Linked DNA regions of Mus musculus: regions 2, 3 and 4 are each linked to region 1. A link is a loop called in an ENCODE intact Hi-C map of the cell type or tissue named here. Cell type or tissue: left cerebral cortex. All regions are shown on one strand. Links, peaks and the distances in the headings refer to the core of each region. The heading gives the core; the rest is flanking DNA. Region 1 holds the start of Neurog2 (neurogenin 2). Region 2 overlaps Alpk1 (alpha-kinase 1). Region 3 overlaps Alpk1 (alpha-kinase 1). Region 4 overlaps 9830132P13Rik (RIKEN cDNA 9830132P13 gene).

Evidence for each region. Peaks named below come from ENCODE experiments on the same cell type or tissue, not always from the same donor. Only the 100,000 strongest peaks of a DNase experiment are listed, where the experiment ranks them.
Region 2: a loop joins it to region 1, with 2.6 times the contacts of the local background. A loop is called at or near these places in 4 of 42 quality-filtered maps.
Region 3: it touches region 1 in a loop (5-fold over the local background); 36 of 42 quality-filtered maps call a loop at or near these places.
Region 4: a loop joins it to region 1, with 2.8 times the contacts of the local background. A loop is called at or near these places in 36 of 42 quality-filtered maps.

The regions. Positions count from the first base shown.
Region 1 is chr3:127,630,687-127,638,032 of GRCm38, reverse strand. Neurog2 (neurogenin 2) reads right to left here and starts at 4,897. Exons shown (of 2, transcript NM_009718.3): 1 at 4,576-4,897; 2 at 2,402-4,305. The coding sequence starts at 4,304. The coding sequence ends at 3,513. In left cerebral cortex, for the core only: a CTCF peak has its summit at 3,779 (motif pointing left); DNase peaks (open chromatin) are centred at 3,269, 3,743, 4,664 and 5,227; H3K4me3 peaks cover 2,399 bases.
Region 2 is chr3:127,702,027-127,709,372 of GRCm38, reverse strand. The region is part of intron 3 of Alpk1 (alpha-kinase 1); the gene reads left to right. Among named protein-coding and RNA genes, the nearest start is that of Neurog2, 73 kb to the right of the region's middle. RefSeq lists an enhancer at 2,125-4,125. In left cerebral cortex, for the core only: no CTCF peak of the experiment used is centred there; DNase peaks (open chromatin) are centred at 3,184 and 3,509; H3K4me3 peaks cover 876 bases.
Region 3 is chr3:127,756,562-127,763,907 of GRCm38, reverse strand. All of the region lies in intron 1 of Alpk1 (alpha-kinase 1), which reads left to right. Among named protein-coding and RNA genes, the nearest start is that of Alpk1, 20 kb to the left of the region's middle. In left cerebral cortex, for the core only: a CTCF peak has its summit at 4,510 (motif pointing right); a DNase peak (open chromatin) is centred at 4,518.
Region 4 is chr3:127,945,416-127,952,761 of GRCm38, reverse strand. 9830132P13Rik (RIKEN cDNA 9830132P13 gene) reads right to left here. Exons shown (of 5, transcript NR_040552.1): 4 at 4,589-4,813; 5 at 1-1,112. Among named protein-coding and RNA genes, the nearest start is that of Gm35667, 22 kb to the left of the region's middle. In left cerebral cortex, for the core only: CTCF peaks have their summits at 3,470 and 3,671 (motif pointing right); a DNase peak (open chromatin) is centred at 3,666.

The DNA of each region.
Region 1 (7,346 bases), core at 1,307-6,306:
ATCATCAACTGACAGACAGGTTTGTTTTCAAACTTTTACACTAACAGTCCTCTGATTGCTAATTTAGACTTTTGATTGTTAAAAGCATAGACATGAGTAGAAAAATATCACCTTGTATCCATAATGTATCACCACATTGTAAAGAGAAAGGAGGGGAATTGCTTTTGAGCAGGAAAGGCAGCTCATTGGGAGAGAGCTTGCCTCACATCCAGGACACACCGGGTTCAGTTCCTAGCATCTCACAAGAAGGAGGTGGGTCAAACAGGCCCTCCTTTGTCCAGTATGAAAGCTAAGCAAAATCTTCGGGTTGAATCTTCCTTTGATTGAAGACAATGTAGTTATTAAGATTTTAAACACTGGAGTTGGAGAGGTGGCTTTTAAGAGCACTGGTTGCTCTCCCAGATGATGTAGATTCAGTTTCCTGCGACTACATGGTGGTAACTCTCTCTTCTGGCACTGCACACATGTGGCACACAGACACACATGCAGGCACAACATCCTATGTACAAAATAAATGTTTAAAACATGTAAAGGTATTAAACCTCAAAAAATCCCTATGAGTGTGGACAGTTTCAGATAGAGACCTCAAAAGAAGCCGTAATTTCTCTATGCAAAGGAACATTTAGCTCAAAGCAAAAACAGATATGACATTTATAGGAAGAAGATACATTGGCCAGCTAACTCTTTTAATTGAATGATTTTCTGTTTGCATCTGTTCATCTAGGGCTTAATTCTTGAATGTGGTCAACTTTTGCTTGGTCATTGAAGTGTTTGGAGGATGAGGTGTAAGTCGTAGCCATTTTGCCTCCTCTTCAAATAACTTTAACAAAGAATAGAACGCAAAGCTATTTCTCTCTGGGTATTATTTGAATTTACACTAACTCTGAATGTCTCCTTTTCTCTAGAACTTTGACCTTTGAAGCCAACTAGCTTGTTAAAGTGCCTAATACAAAACCAACCATCCATAATAAACTAAAAAGAAAAAGATGTTCTATGAGGGATCAATATACAGTTCCTTCAGTTTAAAAATGGTCATAAAAAACACAGGGCCGCCAGTGGAGGAGCTAGAGAAAGTATGCAAGGAACTGAGGGGGTCTGCAACCCTATAGGAGGAGCAGCAATATGAGCTAACCAGTACCCCCAGAGCTTGTGTCTCTAGCTGCGTATGTAGCAGAAGATGGTCTAGTCGGCCATCATTGGGAGGAGAGGCCCTTGGTCTTGCAAAGATTATATGCCCCAGTAGAGGGGAATCCCAGGGCCAAGAACGGGGGTGGGTGGGTTGGGGAGCAGGGCGGGGAGGGGGTATAGAGGACTTTCAGGATAGCATTTGAAATGTAAATGAAGAAAATATCTAATTAAAAAATTGTTTTTAAAAAAAGGTCATAAAGGAGAACCAGGCATGGTGGTGAGGCACAGGTCTTTAATCCCAGCACTTAGGAGGCAGAATCAGGCAGTTCTCTGTGATTTCTAGGCCAGCCTGGTCTACAAATTGAATTTTAGGACAGCTAGAACAGAAACTCCCTCAAAAAACAAAACAACAGCAAAAGAAAGGTGAAGCCAAAAGAAGTTAACTGCAAAAACAGATTTGCACACTGTACCAAAAAACTTCTTTCCTTCTTTCTTTCTTTCTTTCTTTCTTTCTTTCTTTCTTTCTTTCTTTCTTTCTTTCTTTCTTTTCTCTCTCTCTCTCTCTCTCTCTCTCTCTCTCTCTCTCTCTCTCTCTCTCTCTCTCTCTCTCCCTCTCTCAATTAACAGATATGCAACATCTGTCTCTCTACATAACCCTGGTTGTGTCCAGGAATTCACTGTGTAGTACAGGCTAGCATAGAGATTCACCTGCCTCTGCCTCCCAAGTGCTGGATTAAAGGCGTGCATCACTACAGCCTACTCAACCTCCTGCTATTAAAATAAAGCTTTTTCTGAACACTGGAGTCTGTTGTGACATAATTATTATTTAAGATCCCCACTTTTGCTCTTCGTTGCCCAGGCAGCATGTATTTATTGATTTAAACATCCAGAGTTCTGCCACTGAACTTGTCCCCAGCTCAGTATGTTGTTAATTTATTTATTTAGATACAAGGTCTCACTGTGTAACCCTGGCTGGCCTGGAATTCACTCTGTAGACTAAGCCTGAACTCATGGAAATCTGCCTGCCTTTAAGAAGTGATTTCTTAAAAACAGAATGTGGGTTTGTGATGGATTTCATACTCCAATTTCAGGGTTGGTGTTTCAAGTAGGATCCCATATTTTGTAATTTCTTAGTGAAATTCCACATCAAACATGACCCAAGATACAAATATACTCAATTCAATATGTGAAAACTTTAGTAAAATACAACTCATTCTGTATTAAAAGCCAGCCACATCAGAAACAAACGCAAAAGCCAAACCTCAATACAAACTTATGAAAATTAGATACTTTATTTATAGCTTAATCACAAAACAATTTTCTTATTCTTCGGGATGTAAATACATACTAGAATAAACTCTGTAGAATATACAAAAAAATACATACTTTCCCATGAAATTTTTCTTCAAAATAAATAGAAGGAAACACGTGTGTGGCTGATCCTGGCAATGCCCCGTGTCTGCTTAGGTTTTCAGACTGTTGATTTATTTTTAATCTCTTGAAAGGATGGGGGAGTTCCTTCTCCCCTAAAAGGTCGAGATAAATAATGCATGAAGCAATCCTCCCTCCTGATTTTTCCTTTTTCCTTCACATTTTTTCTTTTGATAGAGAATTCAGCCTAAATTTCCACGCTTGCATTCAACCCTTACAAAAGCCTACAAATTATACAATGACTTCTAACCTGGCCCTCTAACAAAACAAGTTTTTCCCCCTTATAAATCATAAGAGACAGATGGCAAAATGGAGAAAAAAAGCAAAAAGAAGGGCGGGACAATAGGCATTGTGACGAATCTGGGAAAAAAACAAAGTGCACATCAGAGAGGGAAAGTTTGGTTTGACAGGTGAAATTCCCACAGCCTGCAGACAGCAATGGGAATAGAGCAGATGCCAGCCATTGCAAATGTGTGGATAATATTATTACCAGTAAATTCATTCAGATGCTAAAATACATTTCTTTCGACTGACATTAACATCTCTATGTAGAAACGAAGGTGAAAAGATCACAGGGACCAGTTGCATTCCCTCTGAGAGATTCACACGAACTGCCTGCCCGGAGTTCTCCTCCAGCAGCTCTGAGAGAGGGGAGGAGCGTCAGTCTGCTCTGCACACTCGTTAGTTATGGTACTTTTTCTCAGTGTCTTTTACAGTCTTACGAGGTTCCCCACGCCAGCCCCCACTCCCACACGCCATAGTCCTCTTTGACCATAAATCCTCACATCTTCAATAAACCAGAGCTGGTCTCCACCCCCGAATGCACCAGCCGCCGAGGGGATTGCAAGGGCCACCTCTGCTCTGTGAAGTGGAGTCCGGGGCGTGGAGGGTGAGGGGCGGGAGAAGGATGGGAAGAGGGCCGGGTAGAGGACGAGAGAGGGAGACCCGCAGCTCTAGATACAGTCCCTGGCGAGGGGCAGGTGAGGCGCATAACGATGCTTCTCCGGAGGTGGGGGCTGCCAGTAGTCCACGTCTGACCCGGGGCTAGCGGGCGATAAAGTGCAGCTGTATGGGGACGTGGAGTTGGAGGATGACGCCGGGCTGTTGGTGCAGCTCCAGGAGGAAGGTGGAGAAGGGCTGTCCCCGCTGGCGCCGAGCGCAGCTCCCGGGCTCAGGAGCACCGCCTCCGTGAAGAGCGCCCCCTGGAGGCCACCGGCGCCGGCGCAGTGGTCCGCCAGGCGCAGAGTCTCGGTGAGCGCCCAGATGTAATTGTGGGCGAAGCGCAGCGTCTCGATCTTCGTGAGCTTGGCATCCTCGGGGAAGGTGGGCAGCACCTCGCGCAGCGCGTCCAGCGCGGCGTTTAGGTTGTGCATGCGGTTGCGCTCGCGGTTGTTGGCCTTGAGCCTGCGGGTCTTCTTGATGCGCTGCACCGTCTCCGCCGTCTTGGCACCTCGGGAGACGGCCCGTGAGCGCGACGGGCGACGCTTGCACTCGTGCATCAGGCCCAGCAGCCGCCCTGGCCGGCAACCCCCGGCACCCGACGCCGGACTGCCCTGCACCCCCTGCCCGGCTTCCGCTCCACGCTGCCCACGCGCGGAGCCCGGCCGGCGCAGCTCCTCGTCCTCCTCCTCGTCCGCGCTGGAGGACATCGGGGTCAGGGTCGCCGAGGCCGGGGAAGCCGAGCCCAGCAGCATCAGTACCTCCTCTTCCTCCTTCAACTCCAGAGTCTCAGATTTGACGAACATCCTGAGAAAGAAGAGGCAGATGAAATTTATTCCCAGAATGGACAGGGTAAAGTGTCGCTGGCGCCGCGCCCCGCCCCCCCCCCCTCCATCTCCCTCAATGTGCATTCGCGAAGATGGCGAGGACAGAGCTGGGGAGGAGCGCCCCGGGCTCGAGCCACCTTCTGCCGGTCACAGAAGTCACTGCGTCTAGAGCGATGGAGTTAGCGTGGGCGGCGTGAGCCTGCGTGGGGACACTGCCTGCGAAGTGGAGAGCCGCGGCATGCACACTTACCTACGCGGCTCCAGATGTGTCGCGGCGCAGCTGCTGCTCCGGTGTGTGTCCGGGAATGTCCCCGCAGCCCGGAACCGAGCACGGTGTCCTCCGCGCCGCGGGCTTGGCGCTTCCTAGGCGCACCTCCGCGGGGGGGCCTCTCGGCTGGGCGACTTTGCCAAGAGCCCGGACGACCGCGGCAGCTCGCCCGAGTCTCGTGTGTTGTCGTTCTCGTGCGTGGTTGTCTGTCAGTCAGTCCCTGGCCGTGTGGCTGCTGGCACGCGACTCCAAGGCACTCCAGTTAAAGCCGAGCTGCTTGTGGTTCAGTGGCTGCGTGTCTGGCACACGACTCTCCTTAAAACCCCTTATATACCACCAAGAAAACAATCAGATCTGCCCCGGGGCCCCCTCCTCACCTACCCTTCCCCCGCCCTCTCCTCCTCCGCCTGTCCTGGTCCCCCGCTCTCCCTCCCCAGCTTATTCTTTTCATCGTATTATCATCATTCATTTCTTTCCCTTTCTTTAGTCCCTCTCCCCCTCCCCTGGCCTGGCCATCCATCCTCCTCCTCCATCACCCCCGCCCCTCCGTCCCCCCTTTATCTAATCAGCATAAAATGGTTCTAAAGCTCCTGTTGGCGCTCCAGGCTGCAGCCCAAGCTACCGAAGCCGCGGCGGCGGCAGTGGCTCAAGCTGCGGCTGTTGTCGCCGCCGCTGTCTATTGTGATTGGTGGCTCGCGCTCGGCTGGAGCGTGCCGCTAATTTATTAATGAAAGGAGGTCGCGAGGCGCAGCTGGCCAATCAGTGTTCCCGGGACTCCGGGAGGCCTGCGAGCCACGCGCACCGGAGCCCGCTCCCTTTCAGCAGCTCATTAGGGGCCCGAGTGCTGGGGGCCCATGGCGGGGGGGGGGGGGGGCACCCCGACTACTGCTCCCGCCCGAGTCCTCCATACGCGTCCCGCCCGTCTCAGCCGGGGTCTCACGGGCGGGCGACCGGAGCCTTGAATTAGTGAGAGTCAGAATCCCGGAGAAGGCAGCCTGGTGGTGCTGCCGGCCATGTCTCGGCAAAGCCTCTTTGGGGCCGTATCAACTAGAAAACGGGTTTTAAAACACCTTAGTCTAATTAGGAAAAGGAAGGGGTCACGTACGTGTGCCAGACAGGAGGCACGTTGTGAGAGAGTGTGCCTGAGTTCTAGAGAAACGTGTCTATGACTGTTTGGGAAACATTAGGAGTTCACAGAGACGTCCCCTAGAAGGGGAAATTGGTCGGAGAGCAATTGATGAGCATTAAAAAAAAATAAAATAAAATAAAATAAAATAAACGCACTCACTTGACACACCCATTTTCCCTGAGACACAGTGAGGCTTCACGCCTTGACGTAATTTGGGGGGCTTCTGGTGCGGAAGGGGATGGGTACCAACAACAGGTTAGAGCCAGATGATACTATAAGGTGGCTTCCTGTGTGGGTGGCAAAGGCAGGCGTGCTACTGCTCCTAGGAGCGAGTGGATCACTCTGACACTTGTATGACCTCTGCTCCGCTCTGGGGGGCGTTGTTGAGACATAGGGCCTGTCCTCCCAATTCTGCCTTTTCAATGGGGAGAAAAAAAATAGAAAGGAGCTCTAGCTCCCTGCTGGACTTGAGAGGAAACTTGTTCTGAATTGCTGTCTGTCCCTCCCCTTTACCACTAGACGCAGAACCAGAGTCCCAGAAGTGAGTGAGTCCTGAGTGTCATCTGGGACCGGTCGCGGGGTCCTTTTTTGCGAGGATGAAAGGAGAGTCTTGGGAGGGGCTTTAGCAGTCCACCAGAGCCAGAGAAAGAGATTATCCGCAGGTCTCTGGCTCCTTAGTTCGTTGGGACTGAAAATGAGCTGAATCTCAGAGAAGAGTTCAGCCAGAGCACTGTTCGCATTGGCACGGTTTGCGTGTGTTTAGTTCCCTTAGAGGGCTACGGAGCAGGATTTGGAGAGCGTGGAGCCGAAGAAAAGCAAAATTAGCATCCAGGGAAATAGTCTGGATCTTTGCAGCACCCCAACCTCCAGTATTTTCTGTCAAACTTTCATTTCTTCCCCCTTTAAAAAAAGCACATTTCCTAAATGTAAAAGCATTATTTCATCTAGTTCCCGCTAGATCCTCTCGGAACACTTTAATTTCCCTTGTAGACAGGACTGAAATAATGGGAAGGCACAGACGATACTGGACTTCAACACACGCCATCCGGCCCTCTCAGAGACTCTTCCTTTGAGTCTCTAGCTCTGTCTAGAAACTCGCAAGAAGCCGAATAGTCTGGAAGGCAAAAAATATATATTTGGAGTGAGAGCTGTCGGACAGCCCACATGGTTGCAGGTGCACGCGACCTTACGTAGTTAGCATTGAGACCAAACACTTAACCACCCTTCAAATTCTTCCTAAAAGAAACCCCCACTAAGGGTCTGTTTGGCCTTGGCTGAACGGATGGGGATTTAAGGAACATGTGGGAGTGGATGCGGAGTTTGTGTTTGTTCATAAACTTGAATAGAATAAAGGATGGGAACAGTAGGATCTGATGAAATGATCAAAGACCATTAAAAACAAATACCAGAATGATGAGAGGAACCTGCTGTGTCAGCCTCGGGACAGCTCCACCTCTCCACGGGGGCTGCCTGCAAGAGAAGACAAGCGGCTAAATTAATGCACTCGAAAACAAAGGAAGGCTTATTTGGATATCAGTAGAAATATATCTCTTTGGGCAAGTTGCTTCAATTTTGTTTTATTTTATTTTATTATTTATTTATTTTTTATTTATTTATTTTGCTT
Region 2 (7,346 bases), core at 843-5,842, 72 kb before region 1:
TAAGAGAATGTGTTTAATAGAGTGTTGAAGATGGGAGCTATGGGAAAAAGAAAGTTTGGAAGTGAGGAAGGGAAGAGAAAGAAATGAGATGACTCTTGAATTTGGCACTACTGAAAGACCATGAAAAGCAGACCAGAAGGCCCATTCTCTACAGCCGTTAGGCACCTCACTGTCAAAATGGCAAGTTTGTTTCAGTATATTTTGTTACTATAACTAAAGACTAGTACTGGGTAACATATGAAGAAAAAAGGTTCTAAGGATGCAAAGTCAAGGCATTGAATGCAGAAGCCTTTTTGATAGTGAAGACCTGGTGTAGAGTCCCAGGCTGACATAAAACAAGATCATCAAACCCAAGAGGTTGTGGGCAAGTGAGATCAGTGTGCCAGATAAATCATCAATGTGATTATTGAACTGGCCAAAATTTATATCTGAATTCAAGAGGCCAAGAGTCCAGAGTCTAACAAGCAGGTGGCTCAGCGGTTCCCAGAAGACACAGGTGGTAACAGGGTTGCCTATTTTGATACTTTGTTTTTCCCTAGTTAGAGTCACACCAAGGTATTTTATATTGTTTGTGACTATTTTGAAGGTTGTTGTTTCCCTAATTTTTTTTCTCAACCTGTTTCTCCTTTGTGTAGAGAAAGGCCACTGATTTGTTTGAGTTATTTTTATATCCAACTACTTCACTGAAGTTGTTTATTAGGTTTAGGAGTTCTCTGGTGGAATTTTTGGGGTCACTTACATATACTATCATATCATCTGCAAATAATGATATTTTGACTTCTTCCTTTCCAATTTGTATCCCTTTGATCTCCTTTTGTTGTGTAATTGCTCTGGCTAGGACTTCAAGTACTATGTTGAATAGGTAGGGAGAGAGTGGGCAGCCTTGTCTAGTCCCTGATTTTAGTGGGATTGCTTCCAGTTTCTCACCATTTAATTTGATATTGGCTACTGGTTTGCTGTATATTGCTTTTATTATGTTTAAGTATGGGCCTTGAATTCCTGATCTTTCCAAGACTTTTATCATGATGGGGTCTTGGACTTTGTTGAGTGCTTTCTCAGCATCTAATGAGATGTTCATGTGGTCTTTTAGTTTGTTTATATAATGGATTACGTTGATGGATTTCCGTATATTGAACCATCCTTGCAGTCCTGGGATGAAGCCTACTTGATCATGATGGATGATCATTTTGATGTGTTCTTGGATTCAGCTTGCGAGAATTTTATTGAATATTTTTGGGTCAATATTCATAAGGGAAATTGGTCTGAAGTTCTCTTTCTTTGTTGGGTCTTTGTGTGGTTTAGGTATCAGAGTAATTGTGGCTTCATAGAATGACTTGGGTAGCGTAGCTTCTGTTTCTATTTTGTGGAATAGTTTGAGGAGTATTGGAATTAGGTCTTCTTTGAAGGTCTGAAGGTCTGATAGAACTCTGCACTAAACCCATCTGGTCCTGGGCTTTTTTTTTTTTTTTTTGGTTGGGAGACTATTAATGATTGTTTCTATTTCTTTAGGGGATATGGGACTGTTTAGATCACTAATCTGATCTTGATTTAACTTTGGTACCTCTACCAAAGATTCGAGCAGAGGAAGTGGTGGGGGGGGGGATGGGGGCAAACCAGTGTGTTCTCTCTAGGTCCTGAGATGCAGTAGATCTCACAACTGTTGTCGGTGAATCTGCATTTTTCCATTGGTAAAAAGGAGAGCTCGTGACAGTTGACAGGCCCTGGGCATTAATCTTAAGATGTGTCTGTTTTTCTATTGTTCCCATTTAGTAGGTAGACTAACATGGAGCATGCCACATTTGGTCTTCCTTTGACCTTCAGTCGTCTGCTTTGGTGGGTTCTACACTTATCCTTTACTGTTGTCTGCCTTGATACACTCCCATGCCGACATCCATCACTTTTCATTGGTTTATTTTGCCAAGTCCTCACCTCAGAACCTGCCCCTCCCCACTTACATCTCCTCCTTTCCTTTTTCTCCATCCTCCAAATTGTTATGCTGCAATAATTTCCCTTCACGCCGCTCCAGCCAATTACAGTGCCAGATGGCACAGAAACCCTTCACCCAGCCCCTTGAGAGCAGCTGCCATTGTAGTTGCTGTGAACACGTTGTGGCTTTGAACTTGTAGCTGGGACCCAAACTTGAGGCTCAGAACTGGGAGGAGGGGCTGCTCTACAGCCTCAGCCCTTAAAAAGACAGGGCTTGTTAGCATTTTTTCAATCTTCTGTGTATCGAAATCTCTTTGTGGAGTTTAATTCCTTCACCACCTGACTCGGCTTCCTAGCCATGAAGTTCCCTTTGTGCCTAAAACTCAATTAGAATCCCGTATTTCCCATCCCACAAACAATTGTGGCAACACAACTCTATGTTTGTGGGCTGTCGGCACGTGTAGCTTTGTGTGCGCAAGTGTGCGCCTGTCCCCTTAGGAATCTAGTAAAGTCTCTTCACCGTCTCTAAGTACCGTATTTAAACATGGTCACTCAGCAAGAAGAATACAGTAACTGTCTGTTCTGTCCCTGAAGACAGCCTCTGAGGAAAGATAAAGGGGTAGGATTCATTTGTTTCTGAGCATGAGATTGCTGGGGTCACAGCAACACAGAAATTCTGTTGCTATGGCATATGATCATAATTTTGAGTCCCTAGAGATGGCAAGTCAGTCATGGGTCTAAGAACCCAAACTACCACCACCACCATAACAACAAAGATTCATATGTGTGAACCAATATCCATTTCAAAAGCACTACTCTATTGTAAGCCATTAGAGGAGGGGATTGTGTGTGTGTGTGTGTGTGTGTGTGTGTGTGTGTTTCTTTCTTTTTTGGAGGGGGGGTTGGGGAGGGCCAGGGGTTCCCTTTCATTTTAATCTAATTGTGCACAGCCCAGGCACATTTTGCCACGCAGGGAGATTCCTTAGTGTCCCTTCCCTACCACACACTCCTGCGTCTTTCATCCTCCCCTTCTCATGTCAGAGCATACCCCTCACCCTCCTCCCTGCAGCCTAGCCTGTGGGGAGATTCCCAGAAGGCTGATGTATTCTGCCTCGCTGCTGAGGAATGTACTGTCCCCTCACTTGGCAACAAATGAAAGTGGGTATTAATTTCTCGAGAAACAGAGAACCGGAGAGCCGCGCTGCAAGAACCACACCACCCAAATCTGCACGTAGGACGCAGCACGCTGCCACTTCAAAGGAGAGAGGCTGAGAAAAAGAGAGCGAAGAGGAGAGTCTCCTGACTTGACGTCCTTGTACTTTGCTTCATAGGTTTTGGATAGAGATGCGAGAGGTTCGGGCCCCCGAACGGAGCTAAATTATGCAGCTGCGGGGACGCCAGGGCCTCCAGAATAGGATGCTTCGTTTAGATTTTGCACAATGCTATTGAAGTGCTTATTTTCCTCCTGAAGAGACACAAACAGATGCAAACTTCTGTAAACACTTTAGAAATGAATTCAGTGAGTTTGGCCTCTCAGCAGTGCTCAATAGCTGACAGAAAAATGTCTAATTAGTGCAAGTGGAAATAATAGGGCCACTTGGATTCCTTCCATCGTTCTCCAAGTCTCCTTCTCCAAGAAACTCAAAGGCCCTTTTGTCTGGCAGGTCACCCTCTCTCGGGCTTTTGTGCTCCGATCTATTAAGAGTAGAAGGGGAGAAAATAGATTAGGCAATGTTCCCTGCTCAAATATATGGCGCGTTCGGGAGGGATGCAGAATGTGCCTACAGGTGCTGGGGGAGGGGTTTCCTGGGTTAGTGACAGCAAAAAGTAACGCGCACGCGCAGGAGAGTGCTGGGAGGGTCCCTTCGAAGAACTAGCTTCCTACGTGCTCCAGGAACACAGGCTGCACAGCTTCCTTTTGCTTTCCCAGTCTCAGAGAGGTTAGTCCTCAGGGTCGGTGAAGGGACGAAAAGATGAAAAAGACGTGTGAGGTTTCACCATGTTCCTGGAGAAAATTTATAGATTCAATTTGTCATTTCTGTTTAAAGTATTGAAACTCCACTGCAGCTTACGCGGGGGCGTAGGGGTGGAGTTTCCATGGGTTTATATTTTGCTACACAAGAGTGTGGCGCTGAGAGACAGATATGGTTGGTTGGTTGGTTGGTTGGTTTTCCCTCATGGTGTCTGTCGCCTCGTTTATTAAGCAGCCCCACCATACTGAACACCGAGGGGGAGTTTTCAATAATTCTGAAACCGCACTGCAAATAGCAATGATTCAAGACTAGATCAGGTTGGGGAGATTACATCATTTGCTAGGGCAACCCACAAGGAGCTAGGATACAGAGGAAAGTAGAGAGACACCTCTTTTGGTGCAGGGCTCACCTTTCATGCACGAGGCCCTACATTTCATTCCCAACACCACCACAAACAAATGAGCCACAGACAGCTGTGGCTTCATCTCAGGAATTACTTTTTTTGTTTTGTTTTGTTTTGTTTGTTTTTCGAGACAGGGTTTCTCTGTGTAGCCCTGGCTGTCTCGGAACTCACTCTGTAGCCCAGGCTGGCCTGGAACTCAGAAATCCACCTGCCTCTGCCTCCAAAGTGCTGGGATTAAAGGTGTGCGCCACCACTGCCCGGTTTAGGAATTACATTTTTTAACCTTTGATTGAAATGATTTTTTTACATCTTGCATTTGCATACCTAATTTTTACTCCACTCTCTGGAATATTCTCAAACAAAGCTGTGATAACTGCCTGTCCTTTGGGGATTACTTTCTGTAGATTATATAGAATGTGCTTCTTTCACAACTGGTAGCTTCAATTCGTGTTAGTCTTGTAAATTTTACCTTATCTCGTGGTGGGTGCTTTGTGGATTTCTTGACTTTTGTCCTGTGATGCAGCTTAGCTCTCGTGAAGCTAGTTTATAAACATCCAGACTCTGACGTCATCTCCAAAGCCAGCCCTTCCAGAACACGCTGTCCCATGCTCTGTGAAAGGACAAGACTAACAGAAAGACAAGCTGCTTAAGACCTAAAGAGGACTTGAGTTTTGATCCCCAGCACCCGTGTAAAAACCCCAGATACAGAAGTACATGCCGACAATCTCAGAACTAGGGAGGAAGTCTGCAGGAAGGAACCGAATCCCTGGGACTTACTGGCCAGCGCATCTAACCAGTCATTGAGCTCCAAATTCAGTGAGAGATCCTGCCTCAAAGAATAAAGCTGAGAGCAAGAAAGAAGTAACTGATCTAGGATGTTGACCTCTGACCTCCACACAGACACATGGATGCCTGTACACGCGTAAACATACACACATGAAAAACACGCGTGTAGATATGCGCAGACAAATACATGAGCACACAAAGAGTTACTGGACATCCGTGCTGATGTCGGCACCATTTACAATAGCAGAAATTAACCTGGATACGTGTTGATGTACAAACGGATGAACAGCACACGTTGAGTACATACACACGGGAGCACACTCCTTATCCTCAGCAGGGGAGGGAATTTGTCCTATCCTATGAGGATGACATTTAAAGGAATCACACTGAGTAGGATGTCACAAATAGACCAATGCTGTGTGATTCTACTAGATATCTGAACCAATGTAAGTCTTAGAAACAGGGGGCAGAATGGTGCTTTTCAGCAATGGAAGCGTTGTTAAATTTGTTCTTTCAAACTGCAAGATTAAAAAATAAATGTGTCTTTAGCATAATTGAATTTTGCACTTTAAAATTGTGAGGGTAAGTGTTGAGAGAGATTGGAACTGAGCCTGGCTCCTATATGTCTCTGATGCATTTGATTTGTAGCTTAAAAACAAAACAAAAACCAAAAAAAAAAAAAACAAAAAACAAAAAACAAAACAAAACACTTAACCTCTCATCTCCCTTTTTAGTGTCAATTCTAAGGCCACTGCAGAGTTCTGGGGAGAATGATACATGAGGATTTCTCAGAAAATAGACATTGCCACTAAGATGGGACTCCCTAGTATTGGTGAGGAAAGAGTGGGGACCACATCTGGAAAGCAGCTTGCCCCCAAACCTGGGTTCCAGAAGCTGCTGCAACTGCCTGAATCAAATGGACTCCGAGGAGAAAGGAGCAGAACTATAGGGGCAGCATGTACTGGAGTGCCATGTCAGAGCACATCACGGAGGACCTTCTAAGGTACAGGGACATACACAAGCTGACAGGAAGAGAGTGGTTCTGAGCAAACTATGAGGGGCACACAGTAAGAGAAAGTTCCTGCCACCTGTACATGGTAGCCGAAGCTGCTAACCAGAGGACAGCCTTCACATGGTGCCCACAGAAAGGGTTCTCGATCAGACACTGGCCTTATCAGATAGACCTGAGTATGTGTATAGCTGTCAACTTTCTCTTCTATCTTTTGAACCTACCCTTTAGGACACTGAGACAACCGAACTCGTTGTGATATTTGTTTCTCAGAGTGATGTTTACTTGAGAAATAAAGAGCTCAGTAACATTATATATTTGCTCGCTATTGTGGTAAATAAACTCAAATAAACTTACTTATGTGGTAAATAATAGCGTACATAATCCTGAAATGAAGATAGGCTGACAAAGGAAAAATGTGGCTTCGAGACTGCACTCAGGGAGGTGAGGAGCTGACGGGTCATCCTTGAGAGTGAGTTCTGCTCCTGCAGAGAACATGGGTTTGGTTGCCAGCACCCACATAAGGTGCCTTGCAAATATAGCTCCAGCTCCAAGGGATCTGATGACCTCTTCTAGCTTCGACGGGCACATGCATGTGTGTGTTTATGCATGCATGCACACACACGCGTACACACACACACACACACACACACACACACACACAAGCACGCACATTGAAACATGCACTTCTTTCCCTCCTGAAGTGACAAGCGATGTCTTTCTACACGTCTTAGTTTGACATTTTGAGGTTCATTTTCCCGTGGTCAAAGCCATGTGTCACACAGATATTCTCAGGTTTACTGCGCTCTGGTGGGGCCAGGGGTGGAGAAGGATATCAAGAAGCAAAACGCATGGTTGCTTCAAAGACAGGGACATGGACTATGGGTGGCTTTTAGAAGAAAGGTAGTATTACTGTCGTGATCTTTGAGAATATCCCATAAATAATCTCTCTTCCTATCCTGGATTCTGAAAGAATTCAAAAACAACTCAAAGGTGTGGCCAACAAGATATTAAATATTGTCATGTGTGGGGTTTTGTGATTTATATGTGTATATGTGTACTCTGTACCTTATTCCATTGAGACAGAGTCTCTTACTAAACCTAAAGATAACCATTCAGTCAGGCCAGTTAATCAATGAGCCCCCAGGATCTACCTGTCTCTGTCCCCTCCTCACCCTCTGTGCTGGGGTTACAAGTGAACAAGGCCACATCTGCCATTTGTGTGGATGCTGGGATCCAGAGTCAGATA
Region 3 (7,346 bases), core at 1,558-6,557, 130 kb before region 1:
AAGGCTCTTTGCCTTATTGATGTTTTCTTTACGTACGTAGCCATTCTAAAATATAGTTGTTTAACAGATACCCCTAGCCCCCACATGCACACACAAATAGTTTAAGTATCCACAGATTTGGTGGCAAATTCTGTCTCCATAGATGGCATAGAGATGACCTTTGTCCTCACCACACTGAAGCCCTATTACTGAGATAATCCATCAGTAAGTTGTTTTCCAAGACGAAGTTGTAGACAGATTAATGCATTGTTACTAAAATGAATCCCCAAAAGATTATTAATCAGGTTAACAATATACAAGGATATTTTAATGCCTCATAAAATTTCCTCTGGGTTCTCACTTGTCTTGTAAATCACAGGAGCGGTTTTATTTATTTATTTGTTTGTCTATCTATCTATCTATCTATCTTATCTATCTTATCTATCTTATCTATCTATCTATCTATCTATCTATCTATCTATCTATCTATCTATCTATCTATCTATCTATCTATCTATCTATCTATCTATCTATCTTTGCTTTTTAGAGCAGCACCCTGTTTTTGTTAATACGGAAATGGAGTTCAAGTGTATGCTGTTATGCTCCACCACTAGAGGGCGGCAGTGGTACTGTAGGAGGAATGGATTTAAGCAGCTTTAAAACAGGAAGACCAAGGGTAATGGGGAGGGCACAAACAGCCTGCTCCGCCGACATCCTAGGTCGTATTCAGAATGGACTCGCTTTCAATTCCTGAAACACATTTTGCTAAAATTTAAGAAAATATTATGAAATAGCATAGTGTGACAAAGTAGTATTTGTGGAGATTTCTGTTAATATTGATAATATCTATCTATCTGTCTGTCTGTCTGTCTGTCTGTGTGTGTGTGTGTGTGAGAGAGAGAGAGAGAGGATGAGAGAGAGAGAGAGAGAGAGAGAGAGAGAGAGAGAGAGAGAGAATGGATAAGGGGCAAATTTTTGAAAATCAGGAAGTATTGATTGAGTAATTGCTACAATAACTTTGCCAGCTTACAGAGCTGTAAAACACCCCAAGCCCCCCAACTCCCACCCCCACCTCCCTGTGACTGTCTTCATGATTCAAGTCAGGTGTCACTAACATAACCGTAGCTGGAAAACCTTTTCTTAGGCCACTCAAAGCCCTGATTCCACCACCCCCCTCCCCCGGCCCTAAGGTCTTGTGTTCCCTGTCTTTACGGGCATCGTCTTCACCCTCCTTAATTGTCAGTCTGCTGAGTCTGCCTACATTTTGTTGGCCACGTGAGTTGCTTGTGTTTTTACAGTTCCTTGGACTTGTTCTGCCCATATCTGTCACGTCACTTCCTGGACCTGGGTTGACTGAGCAACTGGGGTCAGGTTGGAGACAGTGCCCAGTTGGCTCTGGCTGATTCTGGATCCCTTTCATAGTTTATCTCCCCCCGCCCCCTGCCCAATACCAAGGATTGAATCTGTTATTCACGTGCTCAGCATCTGAGCTACATCCTCGGCAGGTTATCTTTGCCTGTACCAAAGACTAAGGAGTCTTCCCCACGTGGATGATTCCCAAATATCTCTAGTTTGAATCTCTCATGAGTTTACTTCCCATTTCCTGTCTTCTATGAAACACTTCAGCAATCTATATTCTGCCATGGGAACTTCCATGGGCCCAAGCCTGGACCTGAGACAGCTGACATGGTCCATAGAATCATGCTCCTCTGCCCTCACTGCAACACCATCCAGACTCCCGCGCCTGGTGTGCACCTCTGCACTGTCACCTGCTCCTCAGGGCCAGCTTGGCACTCATCACTAACTGGCATCTTCCTGCTCTTCTGTGTATAGATAGCCTCTGCTGGTCTTCAGAACAGAGCCTCGTGTTAGGAAATCTCTCCTTCCTCAAAAACACACATTCAACCATCTGGGAAGCCCAAGTTTGAAAGTTCTAATGTCTTTGTCAGCCTTATAGCCACACTGGACTCTAGTGCATAGCAAATGACCAGAAAAATTTTATTCGTTTACATTAGTGGAAGACAGTTGCCATAGACTTTAATTTTTAAGAGCTGGTGTTCTTGCTTGGTGGTGGTGGTGCATGCCTTTAATCCTGGTGCTAGAGAGGCAGAGGCAGGAGGATCTTTGTGAGTTCAAGGCCAGCCTGATCTATAGAGCTAGGTCCAGGACATTCAAGAGAAACCCTGTCTCAGACTCTCTCTCTCTCTCTCTCTCTCTCTCTCTCTCTCTCTCACACACACACACACACACACACACACACACACACACTTGGATGTATATCCAAATATAATGTGTATATTAGGCAGATTGCAAAGTGGGAGATACAGAAAGTTTTAAAAACTACCTTATATCATAAAGTTGACATTTTTGTTTTATCCCTATCCTAGTTTGGTTTCTACCCAAACAGTGACACGAGGATCAAAAGCAACTAGGGAAGAAAAGGATTTATTTGGCTTACACATCAGTGTCACAGTCCATCATCATCATAAAGGGAAATCAAGGTGGGAACCTGGAGGCAGGAACTGAAGTGAAGACCATGGAGGAACATTGATTGTCAGCTTGCTCCCCATGGCTTGCTCAGTTCACATTCTTACAGTACCCAGGAAAACCCGCCCAGAGGTGACCTTACCCACAGTGAGATGGGCCCTTCCAGACTGATCAATGATCAATCATTTCCTATCTCATCATCCCACTTTCATGTCTGCTGTGCTCCTCCTGGCTACTGAGATTGCTCCATGCCTTGGGTTACTGTTTCTGATTGAGTAGGGATGGAGAACTAACTCCAGAAGTTGTTGAACCCATGGATTTGCTAAGTCTTTATGTCTGAGCTGTGGATGATGTGACTGAGTCTCTGTTGAGTCAGGGCGTGAATCATGCAAACAGATCTGGTCAGAAGTGCTTTTAGAGAGAGGTACCCCAGAGCCTACCTTCTGCACCCATAGCCAATTAACATGGCTCCTGGCACATAGGAGGTACTGTGAAGCAAGAAAGACAGATGCAGACAGCTTCTCTAACAGCTTCCAATTCCTGGGTTTAGTCCTCCACAAAGATAGTTTCCTGGCCATATGGCTAAGAGACACGCTTGTGTCTGTCCAGTAAACCCACTTATGTCAAAACTAATTGGGTGTATTCAGTTCCCACAACCAAATTAAACCTAAGAACTTGAGAGCCTCATCCTACAATCGCCTAGTTTCCAGTTACACTCTTGGATACCAAAAATCTTAGTGAGCTGTCTCAAAATCACTGAGTTACAGAAGTGGGCATGCCTCTGTTTTCCCTTTGTGACTCTTATCCTTTTGATACAAAGTATAACTTAAAACACTATATATATATATATATATATATATATATATATATATATATACATATATACACATACACACATACATATATATACATACATATATACACACACATATATATGCATACACACATATATATGAGTGTGTGTACATGTAAATTTATGTATATGTATGTATATACATGCATAATAAAGGGATTATGGCCTAAAGTAAAAGCTAATGGCCCATGGTTAAAGCTAACCCCTGAAGAAACTGTAACCCAAATCCTAATGTGAGGGGTCTTTTGCAGACAGAGGGCATCTGTGCACATAGATCCAGGCACTGTTAATCGAATATGGCTTTGTTTAGTTCCTACAGGAAGGATCAGTCCTAGTCAGGAGGTGTTTGTCACCCTGAGCTCTGGAAAGAAGAGCCAGGCAGGCTCACACTAGGCTCCAGGCTCACACTAGGCTTCTGGCTGGTGAGCAGGGCTTGGTAATGCAGGGGACTTTGCACGTTCTACCTCCCTGCTCAGTTCTTGTGTAGCAGATGGGGCAAGAAATCTTTTTTTTTTTTTTTTTTGGTTCATCAAAAGGGAGGGCAACTCCCCCGCCCTGGAGGTCACAGGTAAACTTGAAAAAGAGGTGAGATTTTTTGGTTTAAAGAGCTGTTGACATCACCATAAGTTTGGAAAAAATAACGATAAAATACTTGAAGACAATTAGGAGGGTTCTAGCATGTAGGTTCTGAAACCAACTCTACAGCCTTGAACTGTGGTCAAGCTACCAGACCTCTCGTAATTGAGAATAACAATAACACATAGATTTACCTTACAGTGCCCAATCAACAAATGCCTGAAATTTCTTAGTCCAGTGTTAAAAGCTGAGTGGTCAGTACTGGGGGAGCAGGGAGTATAGTGTAAGTTGTTGATGCTTTTGTGATGCCAATATTCATGATGGAGAAGATTTTTCTGTTGGTCAAAAGAAAGGCAAATGGACTTGAGAAGTGCAGCCCTGAATCTTACGGTTCAGCATCCTCACGACTGCCATTCTGATGTAGCTCCCTAAACAGTAAGGAATAAAACAGGGGGAACAATACACGTCTAACAAGACAGTGGTTACAACGCCAACCAACAGTCTTCAGTCGTGGGTAGATAAGTAACGAAGAAAGGATAAACTTTCCATGTAAGAAACCACAAGCAAACTCTGAGGTTCCATCTTCTGTAGACCTTAATAGCAATTTGTAAGCCGCATGACCTGTAGATGGCGAACTTGGATAATGGAAATGCTGAGCAATGCCAACCTCCCGGAGGAGAAAGCTGGGGTTTGGGGTTTGCAAAAAGGAAGAAAAGAAAGAGAAAAAAGAAAGGAAAAGAAAGAGAAGGAGGGAGGGGGAGAGAGAGAGAGAGAGAGAGAGAGAGAGAGAGAGAGGAAGAGAGAGAGAGAGGAAGAGAGAGAGAAAGAAAGGAGGAAAGGTACTAACTAAAACTGGTACATTAGTAATGGTTGATTGTGGGATTGTGGTTCCACAACAAAAGGACTCCTTAGAGCATGAGGGAACCTTCTCTGAAGGGACCATTCATCTGTCCAGGGAAGTGATTTTGCTAAGTGACACACACTGTTGAGAGCTAGGAGAAAGGATCTGGCTGAGAGTCCACACTGGCTGTAGTGTCTGAGGCTACAGAAAGGTCTGCCAAGCAGAGACCAGAAGCAGCTTCAGCAGCAGCCTCTCCCATATATGAACACACCAGCACTGGACAACCCAAATCCAAGCTGTGTTCCCAGTGTCCGCACCTTTTAGCTAGATAAATAATTATGTACGCCGGGGCGCTTGCTTGGGGCTGCTGGTGAGTGTTTGTTCTTCCAACTCCCTGAGGTAACCCTTTAGAGACCAATTCTCATCCTTTATTGACATCAATTTTTTTTTGCTGGCTGACAGATTTCCCCAGTGACACACCAGGCATTCAGCACTCCTAAGGGATCTATCTCTTTAACACTCAAACAATCTATTTGCTCTACTTGAGAAACATTTTTTTTCCTCACTTAAAAATTCTACCTTGGAGTAAGGTAGAATTTTTACCACCCCAGGCCACAAAGAAATAGCGGTGAGTTGAGGGCGGGGGGAGCCGGCACAACTTTCCAAAGTGTGCGTGTCCGTGCAGTGGCCTGAGATGTTTTGTTGGTCCTTTCAGCTAGGAAAGGCCTGCAACTCCCCCAACATGATAGATGGGTGACCTTTTGCTGCATTACGAATCAGGGTCACTATTTCCAAAGAGCCTCTTGGCTTGTGGGTCAGGTGAAGGGACATCTCTGGGCTTCCATGGTCCGTCTGCCCGGCCATTTATCACTGAGCTGTAGTTATCAGCCCCCCCCCACCCCCAACACACACACACTAGGCTCCCCACCAATGTGTGCTTCTGGAGTCCACACAACAGAGCCTTAGTTATCTGTCTCCTCTTTGCTTCTGTCTGACATGCACCCTGGAAAATGCTCTGTGGGTGGAAGAATAAAGCCTCATGCTTGAATATGATAAGAGAGGGAGTAAGGTGAAGATACATTTAGAAGGGGAAATACAAGCCAACTGCTATGAATATACCCAATATACCTAATATTAGACAATATAATTCTGCAGAAATAGAAAAAATAAGATAAGTAGGGTGTGCTTAATCTAATTTATTTATTTTTACCCATCACATGCTCAAGAAGCTGAGATAGAAGTGAGCACTTGGCAACTATTTCCCAGCATGCTGCCTGCCACCTTCATGTTTGCTTGCTTTTTGCATTGTCCTTTCATAAATTCGTGAGTTTCATATCTTCAGAGTAGAACTCTTAGCTCTCAGCATGGGTAGTTTTTGTTTGCAGACAGCTTTTAAGTCATGAGGGTACAGTTCACCTACGATATGGCAAACCTAGAAACTACCAGGAAAACTTGGAAATGATGCTATGTCAGAGTGGATTTGGGGGACTGGAGCTCAGCAGTTAAGAGTGTGCACCGATCTTACAAATGAGCCAACATCCACTCCCAGCACCCACTTAAGACAGCACACAACAACCTGTAACTCGCACCAGGAGCTCTGATGTCTCTGGCTTCCACAGGCACCTACACCCCTGTGCATGTACCCTGACACACGTATACATACATTCACAGATTCAAACAAAATAGATATCTTCTTTTAAAAGGTTGGATTTTAAAATGCCATCAGTGAAAGACAGACAGGAAAGGGACGTGGTTTGAAGAGGAATTTTAAGAATCGGACTCTTACTGACAACCCAAATAGAAGTAAGACCCATGTCACCCTCAAGTAGTGGCCCTAGAGTAGACATTGGGGTATCTGGCATGAATATAACAGCCAAGGACACAAGGACACACACATGCATGCAGGACTGCAGTGTCTACCTATGGCAAGCATTCAATAAAGACAAGCTATATTGTGCAGCAGAGCCGCTAAGTAAGCGATGGACGGTCTCGCTAAAGGCAAGGCTTATTTGCTTACATAGTAGTTACATAGGTACTGCTATAAAGGAATTAGCATGGTATGCACTATTAAAATGTACTCCAATAAGTGCAGGAGAGACTAATGGGGAAGCTTGGGTGGTAGGGGCTGGGGAGATGGCTCCATATTTAAAGTGTTTGCTGCCCACGTGTGAAGACCTGAATTGAGATTCTCATAAATAGGCCCCACATAAATAGCAATGGTGGGCACAGCTGCCCACCCATAAATCCAGCTCTCAGAAGATAGAGACGAGGCAGAGCAAGCTTACTAGCTGGACTAGCAGAATAAGTGAGCTCTGAGTTCAACTGAGAGGCCCTGTTTGGCTGAATAAGATGGAGAGAAACCAGCACTCACACATCTGTATTCCCATACACATGCGTGAACATCATACACGCATACACACAAGAGGACAGTAAGCTATTTAGGACGGAGCCAATACCCTGGGAGGGGAGGTGAACGGAACCACACAACAGGAATGAGGAGAAGTGCCGAGCTCTCTGACAAGCAGGTTAAAAGGGAAGCATTGCTAGAGCACATGGCTCTCAGCAGCTTGCCAAGGAAGTGTGCCTGTTTGTCTGAGATGCACACACCCT
Region 4 (7,346 bases), core at 952-5,951, 320 kb before region 1:
TCCACTCTATGGAGATTATACATGTACATTACATCTCCCCAAAAGTTTTGTCACAAAACATATAGCTGTTACCCAGAGTTGGTCAATTTATCCTCTAATCACAGAGAATGGCTGTAGAGTAGATAGTATTAGAGAGGAACAATTCCTTCCTCACGTACTCATTTCCTTTTCATGTTCATGACTGCCCAATGTTATAACTGATGTTCTTTTTTTTTCATTCAGCCCAAGAAGAAGTGGAGCCATCTATCAGACTGCTACAGTTCAGAAGAAACTTCTGGGCATGTTGACACTGTAATAAATGGTGGAATAAAACTGAAGCCGTATTCCTAGCAATGATTTAGGAAAAAATAATAATAATTTGGTAATTCGTGACATAGTTTGGACAGCAAAACAACAGAAAACCATTTTTCTAGCTGAGCAGTAATGGGTACTACTTAGAGGAGAGACGATTTGAACTTCAGAATGTCAGAAACAGTCTAGGGGTGAATGGACGAAGAGAAGCTAGACATTCACGTTTGCCTCTGTGATGCTTTGTGTATGCTTGGCCTAGGATTGACATTATTAGGAGGTGTGGCTCTGTAGGAGTAGCTGTGGCCTGGCTGGAGTACGTGTGACACTGTGGGTGTGGGCTTTAAGACCCTCATCTTAGTTGCCTAGAAGCCAGTATTCTGCTAGCAGCCTTCAGATGAAGATGTAGAACTCTCAGCTCCTCCTGCACCATGCCTGCCCGAATGCTGCCATGCTTCTGTCTTGGTGATAATGGACTGAACCTCTGAACCTGTAAGCGAGCCCCAATTAAATGTTCTTTTTAAGAGGTGCTTTGGTCATGGTGTCTCTTCACATCAGTAAAACTCTAAGACAGCCTCCAACATTGTAATGGCTTCAAAGTAAGTTTTATGAAAAAAAACTTCTCACTCCTTAGGAAAGTTAATATTGTCGTTTGACAAGATATAGAATCGTATAGGAGGCAGGCCTTTGGACATTCCTGTGGAGCCTATGTAGGTTCAGTTCACTGAGGTGAGAAGAGCAACCCTAACATCCAGGTTTGGGTTCTGGCTCAGTGGTAGAGTGCTTGCCTAGCAAGCGCAAGACCCTGGGTTCGGTCCTCAGCTCTGGAAGAAAAAAAAGAAAAAAAAAAAAGGAGAAAGCTGAGTACGAGTGACCATCATTCTCTACTTCCCAACTGTGGAAGCCACTTAACCAGCTGCCTCAAGCTCTTGCTGCCTGGACATCCCTGCCCTGGTGGGCTAGGCCTTCAGACTGTGAGCTAACATCAAAGCTTTCCCTTTAAGCTGCATTTGTTTGGGTAATTTATCACAGCAACAGAAAAGCAAGTCAGATCCCTCTGTTGCCTGCTTGTGTGTGATTATATTTTCACATAGACTTTGCAAGCTTCTCTGGGGTGGGCATTATGAGTTTCTTGCATCACACACTAGGTATTTAATCGTTGTTACAGACTATAAAACAATTCTCGTCATTTTGGCTAATCTTGTGTCTTCTGCCAATATGTACCTATGCTCCCTTGACAGAGTCAAACTGTTGGCATTGTTGAGAGTCAAATGGAAGTAGAGTTCAGTATGGAGCTGGTCTAGGATGAAGAATACACAGTAATTATGCTGCTATCGACTACAGAACTATAAGAAAATTCTTAACACACTTTTCCATTAATGTTTCTTAAGGTGATAAGTGGAGTGGAGTGCCTTTTGTCGATAGGTACTCCAGACCATCTGAGTTAAAAAGACAAAGACGAAACAAGAAGACTCATTGAACTAGTGTTTATGCTATTTTGCTGATCCCTCAACTTGTTCAGGAGCAAAATCCACAAGAAAGAAGCGGAAGACCACGTTGTAACTCATCCTTTTACTCTTAGGAGGCCGGTAGAGTCTATAGCCAAGAAATTCAAAGAAAAAGATTGTGGTTTAATAAAAGGTTTAATAAGTAAAGGAGATGCTACACTCAAGCATATACTTTTACATTTGGGGCTGCGGCCCCAATTGAAAACAAATGACTGTGCAAAGTAGGAAGTAACTGGCAGAGCCATTAAGCCACCGACCAACACTGAAGCCAACACCCTGGCCTTGCTTCGCATAAAGGTCTGAATGCACTGGCCCAGCATAAGTCCTGTCAACTAATGCAGTTGATGCAGGCTTTCCCCCTTCAGCTGGCATCTCAAATGTCTACAGTTGATACAACAGTGGCTCTGAAGAGCTAATGGACAGAAGAAGGCTCACTAAACTCTTTGCTCTAACGACTGCAGGCTGCACACTCCCTCCCCTGACCCCTCCTCCAAAGATTCTGACTCCAGTGTTTCATCAAACCGCAGACCGGACTCCATCTCATCTGACTTCGGAGACTAAACAGGCCTGGGCCTGGTTGCTAGTTGGATGGAAGAGATTCTTATGCAGTAGATCTGGGATGGGACTCATTCAGGCATTATATGTTCTACATGACTCTGATGCAAAAAAAAAAAAAAAAAAAAAAAAAAAAGGTCATTGACCATGCTGGGGAAACTGCTTTATAGTTCCAATGTCTCCAAGGCCACAGATAGCTAGACCCAAGATATGAACAAACACTGGAATGTGCACTGTAATTGAGTTTAAGATCATAGATTAACCTTGTACACAAAAGGGGAAAGCAAGATGTGAGTAAAAAAATAAAATAAAATAAAATAAAATAAAATAAAATAAAATAAAATAAAAGATCCCTAAAGAGAAGGTGGTATTTGGTCTGGGATTTAAAAGATAAGAAGGCATTTTCTAGCTAAAGGGGTGTGAAGAGAAAAAAATCAAAGAGAACAGAAGGTGCCTAGAGAAGAAAGGCAGGTACATCGTGCAGAGGATGGAGCTCTAGGGACCACTTCAGCCACCTAGAGTAGTGTCTGTGCTTGGAAGAACAGTTTACCCCATAGACTAGGATTTCTCAGGTACGAGGTCTGTACCCTACACCCAAAGCACATATTAAAATGCAGCCCTCAGGGCCTCGTGACCCCTGCTAAATCAAACTGTTTTAAGAGAAAGGTGCGTATCTAGACACTTAACACGGGCCTATAGGTTCTACGCAAGACAGTCACTATGGAACCCACTGAGGGCTCAGCCAGTTCAGAGGATCCTTTTTCCCGAGTTGATGTCATGAAGGGTCCATCCAGGGAAGAAAAACGAAGTCAAGACAAAGAGTCTTCGTGCTCAAAAATATGTCCATGCAGTAAGACTTCTGTGGAGAAAGAGGCAAGTTACAGGGACTGAAAAATCAGAAGCCAGATCTTCAGAAGGCAGTGGCTGGACATAAGGACAGTGTACACAGAGAGGGTCCTCCCTGCTATCAGGCAGAGGTAGCTTCTGAGATCTGAGACTGAGAGGCTTAGCAGCCTGGATCAGCGAAGAAGGAGCACATATCCCGTTCAAGCAACAGGAGAAAGACAAACTAAGCAATAAACAGAGAAACACTTAGTTTGAATGGAAACAGGACATGTCAGAATGTCTACAAGAGCGGATGTCATTGCTTGAGGGGACAGAGAAGTACCAAGACATCAGGAGTATCTCTCTCTCTCTCTCTCTCTCTCTCTCTCTCTCTCTCTCTCTCTCTCTCTCTCTCTCTCTCTCTCTCTCTCTCTCCTCCATCTAACATACAGAACTGTTCTTCAATATGCCAGTAGGTGGTGCTGTGGCTTTGAAAATAATAAAGCAATGGCCCAAATGGACCTAATGATTGATGCTAAGGCCTCTCCAACAGCCGACAGGGATCACCAGACCTCCACCCTACAAAACAAACTACAGGTAAATAAATAGTCTTCCCCTGTGAAGAACACACTAGCTGGTTATCTAAGATCAAATGGTCAGCCCTAAAAACATACATACAAGTAACATAGACTGAGCAGGTTGTATTTTTGCATTTTGGAACACATATACATGTTAAAAATTAATGGAAAAAAAAGGCCATGGACTTGAAAGAGAGCAAAGAGAAATATATGGGAAGGTTTAGAGGGAAGGAAAGGAAAAGGGGAAATGATGTAATTATATTATTATCTCAATAAATTAATATTTTTTAAATAAAATTGTGATTAGGGTTAAATAAAGTGATAAAGGCAAAGTGGGAGACCAGGTCAGTCAGTGTCTAAAAGCTTACTTACTGTGTGACGCTCATGCTACTCAAATCTTTACAGTTTAGTTTTACCCTACCAACGGCTTGTACAATCGAACAGGCAGTGTTGCAAGATGTAGGTCACATGACCGTCAAGCTCACAGAGAAAGAAGTCAGATGCACATTAGCATGCTTGGCAGTTAGGAAACACTCAGATCTGCAAAACTTCTGGCCTCCTGGCCTCTGCCCGAACCTGCTAGTTTCCAAACATGAGGTTTTACAGGGATGCTTGTTGTCTTTCTAAGTCAGATGCTGCAGATAGGAAGGATATCAGGATCAGAGGACAGTAAGAGGAGGTGCTGGACGTGTGGAAAGCACAATGAACGTTCATTATTTGTGTGGATAAAAACTCTCGGCTCAACCTATTTTTATCATCAATATATACTAACTCTAAGATAAAAGGAAAGTTTGCTTTCTATCAGAGAAGTGTAAGAAAAGTAATACTTCTTACCTGATTCATTGGTTGGTGGATAAGGCTGATGCAGAGTCCTTTGTTTCTGAAAATCTTTACTCAGAAACTTAAAGCAGAGGGCAGCAGAGCAGACGCATGCCAGGGCACCGGTGTAGCCAGGTAGAAAGGAAGAACTGGCCTGCGGTAAGGAGAGCTCCCATTCTTACATCTCAGAGAGGACAGATGGGAGAGGAGAGCTGCCACCAGCTTTCTTCGGATCCAATTCTGATTAAAGAAAGAAAGAAAGAAAGAAAGAAAGAAAGAAAGAAAGAAAGAAAGAAAGAAAGAAAGAAAGAAAGAAAGTATGAATTATGTGACTGCAATGCTTGGGAGTCTAGGATTTTAAGGGTTCAAAAACAGCAATTTTAAGTTAATCCCAAGATCGAGAAGGCTCGAGATTCTTGGGGGTTCCTGAAAAAGTAAGGAGAAATACTTTAGATCATTCTAAGAACCCCAATGCAGGATAAAACAACTCTGGATGTCTGGCAGCTGGAAGTCAAGCTCAGAGATCACGTTTAGAGTCAAGAGTGGTAGCCTCTCTTGGTCAAGGGATGCCTTTGAACTTCATCTCTGTTCAGAGCTACTTAAGTCTGTGCCCATGGTGAGTTCTTGTTTGTTCCCTACACGTTGGCTGCAAGCTCTTAATGGGAAATATTTTCTATTAATTTTTTTCCTTACAATTTCATATATTAAAATAATTTTTAAAAAACCTCTCTACAGTCAAACAAAAATGCCTCTCATTACAAACAGAAATGACAGCATCTGCTTCGTGTGCATAACTTGTTCATTGTAAGCCCTCTTCTCTTTTGGTATATACTTCACGAAGATAGGCAGGATGTAACATTCAAAGCTATGGAGAGTTCTAAGGAGTAGAAACCATGTATCGGAGTTCTTTGTTGTGATAACCATGAGCTGAGGTTAAGTTGAGATATACACAAATTCTAAACTTAGTACTGTTTATACTCAAAGGCCATTGGCACTGAACCCTCTAGAGAGGAAGACTTCCCAGAATTCTTTCGCTAGCCCTTCAGTGAAGGAGAGAAGCCCTGAAACACTGTTTATTCTATCACTGTTTGCTTGGGGATGATTTTTGAGAGCATTTATGTAAGCTTAAGGGACTGTGGGAAAAGGAACTTGGAAGCTGTCACACACACATGCACGCACGCATGCGCACGCAGGCATGCACACGCGCGCACGCACACACACACACACACTCACACACACACATCTTATACTCCCAGATGACTGAGAAGAAATGCCTCTAATCTGCCTTTATGGTGGCCCTTTGTCATAACCAGATTGGGGAATGGGGTGGGGTGGAGTTCTTTGCACATGGAGAGCAGGTGGCATAAGGCTTTTTCTGCAACGCCACACGATGCTGGTGTCAGCATCAGCCTCTCTTGGACAGGTCACACGGCAGACACATGGACGCCTGCCTTCCTTTCCTCCCTCTGTCACACCTTTCAATGCAACTCTTGATAGGTCCTCATCGAGAGAGGCCAACACAGGATCCAGGACCAAAGCCTCTGAGCTCAGATCAGGCAAGACTCTGACGTCTTTAGCCCTCAGTTTCATTATCTATAAAACAGAGATCATGACAGTGATTCCTACATTATGAATATCTAACATGGATTAAATGAAAGAGCCACACACAAGCTCTTCATCCATACCACCTAGTGCAGAGTTAGCTTAATGCTATGTATTAGCCACGTTATTTACCATCCTAGAAAATCCACTTTAGGAAGAAGTCTGCTCAGCTGTGTTCATGCTTTGAGTGTACACTTAAGGAAGAAGCCTGTGTACATCCAAGTGCACACACACACACACACACACACACACACACACACACACACACTACATAGAACAACCTGGAGCCAAGAAGCTGGCATGCATGGTTCCGACAAAAGAAGTTTTTGAATTGTTACAGTTCCGTGTCAGTGAGCGTGAAATAGAAGGCAGCAGCTATTGCCTGTGGAATCTGGGAAATGGGTCAACGTGCAGATAGAAACACTCAAATAAAAATAAGGGAGAAATCAGCAAATCTTCCTGGTTGAGACCTTACAGATCCACCTACTTCATTCTATTGTCTCCATGCCAGATCCCGGCTCCCATAACCAGATAAGACACTCGCCCTGTGAACTGGCCTTTCCCAGCTGTGGTCCTAACAAGCAGCCTTGAGAACACTGACATTTTTAACGTCTAAAACTAAGGGTATCTCATTCTACCAATGCTGGACGAACCTGTTTCCACTTCAGCATTCTGTGACAATCAGGAAGGAAGACACTCTCTCTATCCCTCTATTTTTATTAGATATTTTCTTTATTTACATTTCAAATGTAAATGTTATCCCCTTTCCTGGTTTCCCCTCTGAAAACCCCGTCCCCCATCCCCTATCCCCCACCCCACCCCCTACCTCCTACCCCTGCTCACCAACCCACCCTCTCCTGCTTCCTGGACCTGGCATTCCCCTACACTTGGGCTTAGAGCCTTCACAGGACCAAGGGTCTCTCCTCCCATTAATGACTAACTAGACCATCCTGTGTGACAGCTGGAGCCAAGAGTCCCAATATGTATTTTCTTTGGTTGGTGGTTTAGTCCCAGGGAGCTCTGGGGGTACTGGTTGGTTCATATTGTTGTTCTTCCTATGGGGCTGCAAACCCCTTCAACTTCTTGGGCTCTTTCTCTAGCTCCTTCATTGGGGTCCCTGTGCTCAGTCCAGTGGATGACTATAAGCATCTACTTCTGTATCTGTCAGGCA